2 separate regions of the Homo sapiens genome follow, and region 2 is linked to region 1. The links are chromatin loops, found by intact Hi-C in ENCODE. Cell type or tissue: heart left ventricle. All regions are shown on one strand. Each heading gives the region's core, and the rest is flanking DNA. Links, peaks and the distances in the headings are about the cores only. Region 1 overlaps ZBTB8A (zinc finger and BTB domain containing 8A). Region 2 holds the start of ZBTB8A (zinc finger and BTB domain containing 8A).

What was found. A loop is a pair of places that touch in the nucleus more often than their neighbours do. Peaks named below come from ENCODE experiments on the same cell type or tissue, not always from the same donor. Only the 100,000 strongest peaks of a DNase experiment are listed, where the experiment ranks them.
Region 2: a loop joins it to region 1, with 2.0 times the contacts of the local background. A loop is called at or near these places in 14 of 110 quality-filtered maps.

The regions. Positions count from the first base shown.
Region 1 is chr1:32,603,585-32,608,892 of GRCh38, reverse strand. It overlaps ZBTB8A (zinc finger and BTB domain containing 8A), which reads right to left. Exons shown (of 5, transcript NM_001040441.3): 5 at 2,952-5,308. It overlaps LOC102723870 (a long non-coding RNA gene), which reads left to right. Exons shown (of 3, transcript XR_426677.5): 3 at 1-344. Among named protein-coding and RNA genes, the nearest start is that of ZBTB8OS, 44 kb to the left of the region's middle. RefSeq lists an enhancer at 1,813-2,313. In heart left ventricle, for the core only: no CTCF peak of the experiment used is centred there; a DNase peak (open chromatin) is centred at 2,626.
Region 2 is chr1:32,537,596-32,542,971 of GRCh38, reverse strand. It overlaps ZBTB8A (zinc finger and BTB domain containing 8A), which reads right to left and starts at 3,545. Exons shown (of 5, transcript NM_001040441.3): 1 at 3,400-3,545. It overlaps LOC124903952 (a long non-coding RNA gene), which reads left to right. Exons shown (of 2, transcript XR_007065669.1): 2 at 1,143-1,396. RefSeq lists a silencer at 2,813-3,182. In heart left ventricle, for the core only: no CTCF peak of the experiment used is centred there; DNase peaks (open chromatin) are centred at 3,061 and 3,501; H3K4me3 peaks cover 2,078 bases; H3K27ac peaks cover 899 bases.

The sequences.
Region 1 (5,308 bases), core at 309-5,308:
CACCACACCCAGCTAATTTTTGTATTTTTAGTAGAGATGGGGTTTCACCATGTTGGCCGGGATGGTCTCGATCTCTTGACCTCCTGATCCACCCGCCTTGGCCTCCCAAAGTGCTGGAATTACAGGTGTGAGCCACCGTGCCCAGCCAGCCTAGCTTGCAAAAATACTTACACCCAAGCCCCACCTGCCCGAGATTCTGATTTGCCTAGGCATCTGTATTTTAAAAGATCCACAGGTGATTCTAATGTGCAACCAAAGTTGAGGATCTCTGGTCTAGGCAGAAATGTTGTTCCCTTTTTCCCTTATGGGCTGAATAAAAATAAGTTTCTCTTTAATAAAGAAAATAAGTAGTTGTAAGTAATATCAACAAGGAAATAAATGATTTTCCCAAGGGGAAAATCAAGAAACTATATAATGGAATTGTGTATCTGGAAATCTGAAAGAGCAAAGCAGGCAAAGTATAAAATTCTGCTTGCAAATGATCTAGCTAAGCGCAAAGGTAAAGGTAAAGGGTATTTCCCTGGTCTCTGGTTTCCTTTTTTCTTTTTGAGACAGTCTTGCTCTGTCACCCAGGCTGGAGTGCAGTGGCGTGATCTCAGCTCACTGCAACCTCCACCTCCTAGGTTCAAGCAATTATTGTGCCTCGGCCTCCTGAGTAGCTGGGATTACAGGCATGCGGCACCACGCCAGGCTAATTTTTGTATTTTTTATAGAGATGGGGTTTTACCATGTTGGCCAGGCTGGTCTTGAACTCCTAGCCTCAAATGATCCGACCACCTCGGCCTCCCAAAATTCTGGGATTACAGGTGTGAGCCACTGTACCCAGCCTCTGGTTTCCTATTTAAAGGTGAGAAAGTATGCAACGGATTTTGATGGTTTGAAGAAAAAAAAAAAAAAAGAAAGAGTAGGGAAAAGTGTTATACTATTTCAGTAATTGCAAAATATTTTGACTTCAAGATATTTTGACTTCAAGAGTCCCTTTGCTTCTATTGCTGTGTGGTTCATTACTTGTTAACATTATATTTAAATATTTTACTTTTTTGGTGGCATTAATACAGTTCTGTGGGGAGAAGGCTGACGTGAAAATGAAGTTTACAGATTCTCGGTGGATTTCATTTTTCTGGCCTATTCATAGGTCCATTAGCAGGAATAGTTAAGAAACTCCTGTATCAAAATTATATGTTACTTATACTTCACAATATATAAAACAGCTGGCTATATACTACCATTTCTGTGATAACTTGAATTTTATCATTAAAACTCTTGTAACTAAAGGCACCAGTGGCCCGTCTGTAACAGCCGCTGCTGCGATGCCAGCTGCAGTGAGGGAAACGCAGCTGAGGCTCACGGCTCCACGAAGCCCACAGGGGCTGGCTACAGGCAGGAGCCCTGCCCCTACTGAATCGGCAGGGCTGGAGTCCCACACTTCTGGGCACAGCTGCAGCCGCCCAGCTGCGGCTCCAGACCTGGGCATCCCTGCACTCTTCAGGGCTTGGGAAGCTCCCAGCGCCCACAGGCTCAGAAGTGCCTGCTCCCATTCCCTGGCCTCTTTCTGCTCCTGCACCTGCTCTGTTGCAGAGCAAAGTTGGGCCAAACCTAGGTGTTGTCGTGACCTGGCCAGGTTGAGCATGCTAGAGGTGGCACTGACACGCCAGCCCCCTGCCACCTCAGCCCCCTCTAAACTTTGGGCACCCATGTGCGTGGGAGGGAAGCCAGTCAGGGGGTTGATGACGGTGGCTTGGTTTGGGCCTGCAGGCGCCCCTTGGCACAGTCTGGGCACCATGGAGGGCATGTTGATGGCAGGAGGCAGACAGGTTCCTGGGTGGAAAAGGGTGGGTTCCCAGTGAAATCCCCCCTTCAAGCCAGGGAATGCCTGAAGCCTGGGGGTTGGTCTGGCAGTTCCTGGTGGAGTCCAGGGCTAGAGTAAGAACTTGTGGTGTTTTCTGGGCTGCCCATGGACACCCACAGACCAAGCAGCATGCACTTCCTCCCTTCTGAGCCCATAAAAACCCCTGGTCTCAGCAGACTCAGCCGGCTGTCAGGACTACCAGCTGCAGGAAGGAGCTACCCGCTTTGAGTCTCCTTAAAAGGACCTGCCTGCAGGTCTCCTCTTGGGTGAGAGCTGGTCATCTGGACACTCATCAGGTCGACCTGCCTGTGGAAAGGAGCTATCCACTTCGGGTCTCCTGAGAGCTGTTCTGTTGCAGAGTGAAGCTCCTCTCTGCCCTGTGGAAAGGAGCTACCCACTTCAGGTCTCCTGAGAGCTGTTCTGTTGCTCAGTGAAGCTCCTTTCGGCCTTGCTCACCCTCCAGTTGTCTGCGTACCTCATTCTTCTCGGATGCAGGAAAAGAACTCGGGACCCACCAAATGGTGGACTGAAAGAGCTGTAACACAAGCAGGGCTGAAACATGCTCCCTGCTCACCACGTTGTGGGCGACGAGAAGGAGAGAAGAGCTGCAGCCCTTCTGGCAGCCCAGACCTCGGGGCTCCCTGAGCCATGGTGTGACATGCTGTAACACCCTCTTTGGGGGTCTGCAGTTCCCGGCATCTCTGAGCTTTCGGGCACCACTGCGTTCCACTTGTCCAAATGCTGATGCCCGCAGCGGAAGCCGCTTTCAGTACGTCTGGTCCCGCTGCAGCCTGGCATGGAGCTGGTGCCTGTGCCAGCGCCTAGAGCTGTCCACCCCACTGCAGCCAGTGTGCCTGGTTGTGTGCAGTGGCCGGACCCCACGCTAGCTCACTCACACACCCGTCACTCCGTGCCTGGCTCACCCTCGGCAGGCATGAGATCCAGGCTGGTACCACCAGTGGACCACAGCCTGCCAGTCCACATGGGTGGAATGAGCCCAGCAGGCACAAGCAAAACCCAAGCAGAGGAGCCACCGGCCAAGAGGTTTCTGGCTGGTGGCAAAGCAACACCCTAAGGATCCTGTGACATAACTAAAGTCACATCCTTTACATAACATTTATTCCATATAGAATGTATCCACATACAATGACGTCAGCTTTAAAACAATCCACTGTTACTTATATAAAATCATCTATAAAATAGAGTGATACACAACACACCTCAGTGAATTAGGCTGATGGTCTAGGATTCAGAAAATGTGATCATTATATTTCCTATTTTTTGCTACCATTTCACTGGGTTGTCTTAGGTTCTTTTTTTTTTTTTTTTTTTTTTTTTTGAGGTGGAGTCTCGCTCTGTCACCCAGCCTGGAGTGCAGTAGCGTGATCTTGGCTCACTGCAACCTCCGCCTCCTGAGTTCAAGCAATTCTCCTGTCTCAGCCCCCAGAGTAGCTGGGATTACAGGTGCCCACCACCATGCCTGGCTAATTTTTGTATTTTTAGTAGAGAAGGGGTTTCACTATATTGCCCCAGGCTGGTCTCCAACTCTTGACCTAAAGTGATCCACCCGCCTTGGCCTCCCAAAGTGCTGGGATTACAGGTGTGAGCCACCACGCCTGACCCTGAGGTTTTTTTACTGTTCTGTGCCTCAATTTATTTACCGTTCATGTGGGATAACTGTCCTATTTCATATATATGTAAAGAATAACAAAAATTATTAAACACTTTGCAAATATAAAATGCTATATAAATGATAAATAGTAATACTGATACACTTATATAAAATAACAAAACTTTCTGGTTTATAATCTAAAGTTTGGTCCTCCTGTACCTATTATTCTATTATTATCACCCTTCCCAGTTAAACACATCTTTTTTTTTTTTTTTTTTTTTTTTGATGGAGTCTCGCTCTGTCACCCAGGCTGGAGTGCAGTGGTGCGATCTCGGCCACTGCAACCTCCACCTCCCGGGTTCAAGCGATTCTCCTGCCTCAGCCTCCCGAGTACCTGGGATTACAGGCACCCACCATCATGCCCAGCTATTTTTTGTATTTTTACTAGAGACGGGGTTTCACCATGTTGGCCAGGATGGTCTCGAACACCTGGCCTTAAGTGATCCGCCCGCCTCGGCCTCCCAAAGTGCTAGGATTACAGGCATGAGCCACCGTGCCCGGCCAGTTAAACACACCTTATCCTACACTGCTTTTAGTGATTTTCCATACTTATTAATTTTAGGACTAAAAAAAATTTTAAAAACCAATATGAGTGGAAATTTCAATATATCTTGGCATGACTTGGCAAAATAACTTTAATGAATTGAGTTCTGAGCTCATAAATAATTGAAGCACCAAACTTCTTTCATCCATTAGGCAGTACTTAGCCGTACAGAAAACAGTAACTATGCTTATTTTGATTGCATTACTGAAAATATAATATTGAAACATTTGTTCCTAAATTTTAAAAAGTCTTAAGATCTGATACCCATAGAAGGAACATCATGTGCTAAGGATGTGATTTGCTTCACTAAGAGACCATATGGTTACCTGCTTATAAGCACCGTGAGTAACAGGAGTAACGAAATGAGGCTGCAAGGCTCAAAGGGAATTCAGGAAGTTGTCTAATTCCATGGTTTTCAACATTGTGCACCTGAGTTCTGCAGAGGTGTCTGGGGAAAGGTTTGTGGGGGACTTTAACCACAGCAGCTCTGATTTTAGAGTTTATCCCTTAAATTTGAGCATCTTTAGGAAACAATTCATTTGAAGAGTTTCTCGGGTTAAATTATTTTAAACTGCAGGTCTAGTCCATTTTGTTTCTCCCAGACACTAGGCATGACTGCAGTGGTGCTTTCTTTTTGTAATGCTTCATCCTATACCCAGACACTCTTGAGGGTAATGGAGTTAGAAGGGCATTCAGAAGCTGATAAATGGCATTCCTGCAAGAGCAAACTTTGGTCTAACCAAGTCTTGATATTAAAAAAAAAATCCTTGGCATAAATAAAGCTTATTTAAACAGATTATACCCCTATGTAACATTTGCCCACATGTAAAAACCAAAGAATTCAATTTTCTCAATCATCAATAGACAGTTTCACTCTAGAAAATAACTGGTCTCTAACGTCTTAGATATATATGCTATAACTGGAGTCATTATTTACAACTTACAAACATGTCTTAAATGTTCTTCTATGATGTTAAAATGATACAACAGATTCTTTGTCTAGTTTGGTGAACTTGATCATTTTGTGGGGATAGTTTGATGCTCGTTATAAACAATTATGAGAAAGCATTATTTCTGAAAAGGCAATTACAAGTGCTGGTGGCACTGTGTTCAGTGAATGTTGGATATTCATGCTGATGTATGTAAAGTTTGCATGCAGAAGATAATAGCATAAAAGGACATTTAGATCATAGACTAAAGTGCATTAGAGTACACACATGCAAGCACTACTTCATTTATAGGA
Region 2 (5,376 bases), core at 161-5,160, 66 kb after region 1:
AGGTTTAAGTTATTTTCAGAATTATGTGATTAGGTCATGGAAATCGGTAATGCATTTCAGATTTTCTTCTTTCAGTAGAGTGACTTTATACGTTGAAACAGCAAGTTAGATCAATTTATATGGGACATCCAAAATCCAAATGGAAACATTTTAAATATCTGTAAGAGTTAAATATTATAATAGTCCCAAGAATATAACAGAATTCAAGATTTCCATCAAGTTCAATGATCTTTAAAAAGGTGGTTGGGAAAGACAATTACACATTTTAGGAACCATTAAGTTCGAAAGTCTTTGGAATAGAAGCCAATGACATGTATTTCTATGAGTAGACTGAAGATTTAAGTAGCGAGTGTAACTTGAACTAAGGTTGTCGTTGAGAAGATCAACTCTCTTTTTTTGAGACGGAGTCTTGCTCTGTCGCCCAGGCTAGAGTGCAGTGGCGCAATCTCGGTTTACTGCAACCTCTGCCTCCCAGGTTCAAGTGATTCTCCTGCTTCAGCCTCCCGAGTAGTTGTGATTACAGGTGCCTGCCACTGTGTGCTAATTTTTGTATTTTTAGTAAAGAAGATGGGGTTTCACCTTCTTGTCCAGGCTGGTCTCGAACTCCTGACCTCGTGATCCACACCCCGCCCCCCCGACCCCCGAGGCCTTGGCCTCCCAAAGTGTTGGAATTATAGGTGTGAGCCACCACACTCGGCTGGGAAGATCAACTCTTTTAAGATATATAGTCATTAATCTAAAATTTAATGTGTCCCACCAGGGTCAGCAAAACTAATCTTGTTAGCCTGCTTAGCAAACGTTCCTGAGTCATAAAGAACTTCAGCTAACTAGAGTGGTAACTGTATTCCTTGATGGATAAATGATCCTTCAGCTTTGGAAGATTTAGAATTAAGTACAGATGCTCTTCAACTGACGATGGGGTTACATTCCAATAAACCTATTTTAAGTTGAAAACATTGTAAGTTTAAAATGCATTTAATACCCCATTAAACGCACTGTAAAGTCAAAAAATCGTAAGTCAAGCCATTGTAAGTCAGTGATCGTCTGTATTAAAAACATTTAAGAGCTATGGTTTGAACATTTGTGTCCCCTCCAAAATTCATGTTGAAACTTCATCCCGATTGCAACGGTATCATCTTTAGGAGGTGATTGGGCCACGAAGACTCTGCCCTCATGGATGGAATTAGTGCCCTTATAAAAGCACCTGAGGGAGTGAGTTTAGCCTCTTCTGCCCTTCCATTCCTTCTGCCACGTGAGGACACAGCAGTCCTCCCATCCAGAGGATGCAGCAACACGGTGCCATCTTGGAAGCAAAGAGCAGCCCTCACTAGACACCAAACTGCCTAAACTTCTCAGCCTCCAGAAGTGTGAGAAATAAATTTGTTCTTTATAATTACCCAGTCCCAAAGTATTTTTATAGCTGCACAAATGGCCTGAGACAGAAAAGATTTAGAATTAATAAAAACACTTAAGAGAATCAAAACTATAGTTGAGGAAAGCCTCATTGAGAAGATGGCATTTGGGTAAAGTCCAAAGGAAGTAAGAGAGTCATGTGGGTGTCTGGGGGAAGAGCATTTCAGGCAAAGGGAACGGCAAGTGCAAAGGCCCTGAGGTGAGCAGGCAAGGAGGCATGGGGGAAGCAATGGGATATGGAGTCAGAAAGGGAAAGCAGATCATGAGAGAAGTAGGACATGGTGAGACCAGGTGCTTGTAAGGCTGCATAGACTATTATGGAGCTTTTGGCTTTTAAACTGCGTAAGATGGGGAGCCACTGACCAATTTTGAGCAGAAAAGTGGCAAAAGCTTCATTCAAGGGAATCAAACACATCAAATCTTTAAATATGATTAACATATCATTGTGTCACTGAGTTAAGTCTATTACACAGTTTTATCTAAAAATTAGATTTAAATGACATACGATGAATTAAATTACTCTATCTTACAAAGTTTTTGATGGCCCCAAATCATTATCAACAGCGAAGCTGGTGATTTCAGGGCTAGGAGATAAGGGTTAGTGGTGTGGCCTCCTTCCTGGAGTCCCTACTCATTATGCCTCCTGCTGACATTTTAGAGCACAATCCACCCAGACACCCATTTGATCAAGGGCCCTAAGCCAGATTCTCACTTCCCAGTTGCCACTTGTGTGGCCAGAGAGGTTCCCAGGAATAAAGACATCTGATCCCTGCTTATCAGTGAGGGGCTCTTGCTCCAGTCTACAAACGCATCCATACCTGAGGCATGGAGGAGATAAGACTGGAGCAGAAGCTTGTTGAGGATTTTGGAGGCTTTCCTGAAAAAGATCAGTTAAGGTTTTTAGAGCAGGGAAGCGCTGTGTTAAGACTGGCCCTTCTAAAGACTCCTCTGGAGGTGCCTTAGGAGGGAAGGCAGGGCGGGAACAGGAGGCCCTGGGCGGCTATGGTCACCCTAGCCTAGAGGTGAAACGCCATGCTTCATACGTGTTCCCTCATCTGCAAAGTGGAATTACCGTCAGCCTGACTAGGTGGTTGTTTTATGTGAAATTAAGTGAAATAATTCATATAGGTGAAAGCACTCCATTTAAAGTTGTGCAACTATAAAGGTTTATCAAGCATAGAGGTGATATTGACGTGTGTGGTTAGAAGCCCACCAGGTGTGTGTGAATCTACCGCTTCCAAACGCGTCTTAGAATGATGTGGAGTAGGGCCATTGGAACAATCGGGGATACATAAGCGCATCTGAAGGGGAAGGGAACAAGCCGCTGACTAACTCACAAAAGAGGCGGTCCGCATGGGTAGAGATGAGCATGTAAGGTTCCGTCCAGAAGCAAATAGTTGGGAGCTCAACATTGGTTAGGCGCGGTGAGTTCGCCCTCGGTTCTAAGCCCAGATGTCGCATCTTGACATAAAACCAAGGATGGAGGCTGCACCGAGAAACTCGGGCTACTGCCCTGGGAGCCAGGTTCCCCGGCAGCGCCCCTGGCCGCGCCCGCAGAGACTCCGGCCCCGGCCCTGCCCTGCCCTCCCCGCGCGCCCCCGCGGCGGCCGCCCGTCTTTGCTCCGCGCAGCCCGAGCCCCTCCAGAGTCCGCGGCGCCCGACGGCTCCAGACACGCCCGGCGCCGTCCCCGCCGCCTTCCCGCCGCCGCCTCCAGGAGGCTCCGCGCGCCTTCCCGCCTTTCCCCGGGCCGGGCCGGGCGGCGAGGCGGGCGCGGGCGGCGACGGCGCGGCCATTGTCCCGCAGCCCCTCCCGGGCGCCTCCCGCCGCGCTCCCGGCCCGGGGACGTCTGGGGGAGGCGCGCCCGGGGCCCGCATCCCAGCACTGCCGCCGCCCGGGCCGTCAGAGCCCGCGGCCAGGCTCGCGGCGGGTCCCGGGCAGCCCCGACGCCCGCCCGCCCTCCGCCGGCGCCGCGTGCAGCCACTTACCGCGGGCCGCGGCGCACCGGCCGGTCGCGCGCGCGGGCCGAGGGAAGATTCCTGGTTCTCGGCTGGGGAAGGACCCCCTTTCGAGGCCGTTCCTTTGCGCCCTAAAACAAGTAGCCCCAACGTGAGAGAAACAAAAGGTATTTGCTGACGTGGGCGTTGGACAGAAACGCCCGAGGGCTGGGGACACAATTAAAGGGGCAACGCACAGATTTCAGGCACCAACCAGCAGCTTCGCCCACTCCCCCTGCCCTTGCCCACACTCGCTGCACGCTCCAGAGACACCGGGGTGCCCAGATTCTCTAGCAGTTGACTGCGGATCATGATTTTAGTCAGGAGCTGAAATTTAAAATTGTACTTTACGTTGGGAAAGGCGCCTCCGGAGGGCAGAAGGGCTGGATTTCTAGGATCTGGGGATTTGGTTTAGGAAAGAGGGAGGGACTTAGGCGTGCCCACAATTACTGTATAAGTACATGTGACATTATTGTACTTAAGTTTAGCAACGTCAAATGCAAAAGATTTCCACAGAATTTTCCCTTGTACTGAAGCAGTTATTTTAGTTGAGGATAACCTTTTCTAAACCTGTACAGGTCAGAAGCATTTCATTTGAATAGGAAAACCCAGAGAGGCTGAGATAAGAGAACATAATTCTTAGTTAAGTCCAGAGAAATATAAAATTAGTAAAAATAGCAAGTTGCGTCTTTTCCAATGCAAGCATTCATCGTACACCAAGCTTCCTCTGACAAATTTACGTCTCTAATATTTAGAGTACAGATATCAGGTTATACATTTGCTAAAATAGTAAATCAATGGATTTTCACTGTTACTGTAGAAGCATTACTTCTATAAATTAGTTTTCTAGTTCCTTATGCTGGGGTCAGGTACTGAAAAGTACTGTGTTATAGTAAAACTGGAGGGAAAAGGTTCAAATTATCAAAACTTGCGTTTAGCTTTTAATGGATTCCTCTCCTGTTCAAAATCATTCATATTGGACAGTTTGTAACTTTGATTTCAGGAATAATTAGCTATGCATTTTGAGGATACAAGATATTCACAATTGTCTCAATGTCACTTCTGTGTCACTGCAGAGGTGCTTTGCTATTTAGTTGCATTTCCTCACCTTCTGAACAGGTAAGTAGAAACATATTTGAAAACCATTAGGTGTCTGGTGTGTTGGATGTACTCAGATTACTCTGCTAGCGCCCCCATTGAGAATTCCCCCAGAAAGACCTGGACATGGTTTTAGCCAAAGGTTTTATTTTAGCCTTAGTTAATTAAAACATGCAAAAGAGTTCCACAAACATATTCCTCAAGAGAGCACATCAGGTTGGTGATAAACTCTTTGTTGAGGCCGGGTGTGGTGGCTCACACCTATAATCTCAGCACTTTGGGAGGCCGAGGTGGGCGGATCACGAGGTCAGGAGGTTGAGACCAGCCTGGCCAACATGGTGAAACCCCATCTCTACTTAAAATACAAAAATTAGCTGGGCATGGTGGTGCGCGCCTGTAATCCCAGCTACTGGGGCAGCTGAACCAGGAGAATGGCTTGAACACAGGAGGTGGAGTTTGCAGTGAGCCAAGATCGTGCCACTGCACTCCAGCCTGGGTGACGGAGCAAGACTCCATTTCAAAAACAAAAACAAAAACAACAAACAAAAATAACCTCTTTGTTGCAAGGAAGAGGTAATGAGAGTTTTGTCCCTCACCTTCATTCTCCTAGCTTTGGGAGCACGTTTCTGTATGCTAGAGCTCCACCATTAACCAGTGCTAGTCTCTTAAACTCTGTCTCCCACCCCACCCAACCCCCATCCCTGTTTCCACCTATTCAGTTCAAATCTTGAGGAAGATAATCCATTCCTTTTTTTTTTTTTTTTTTTTTTTTTTTTTGGAGACGGAGTCTTGCTCTGTCACCCAGGCTGGAGTGCAATGATGCAATCTCGGCTCACTGCAACCTCCGCCTCCCAGGTTCAAGCAATTCTC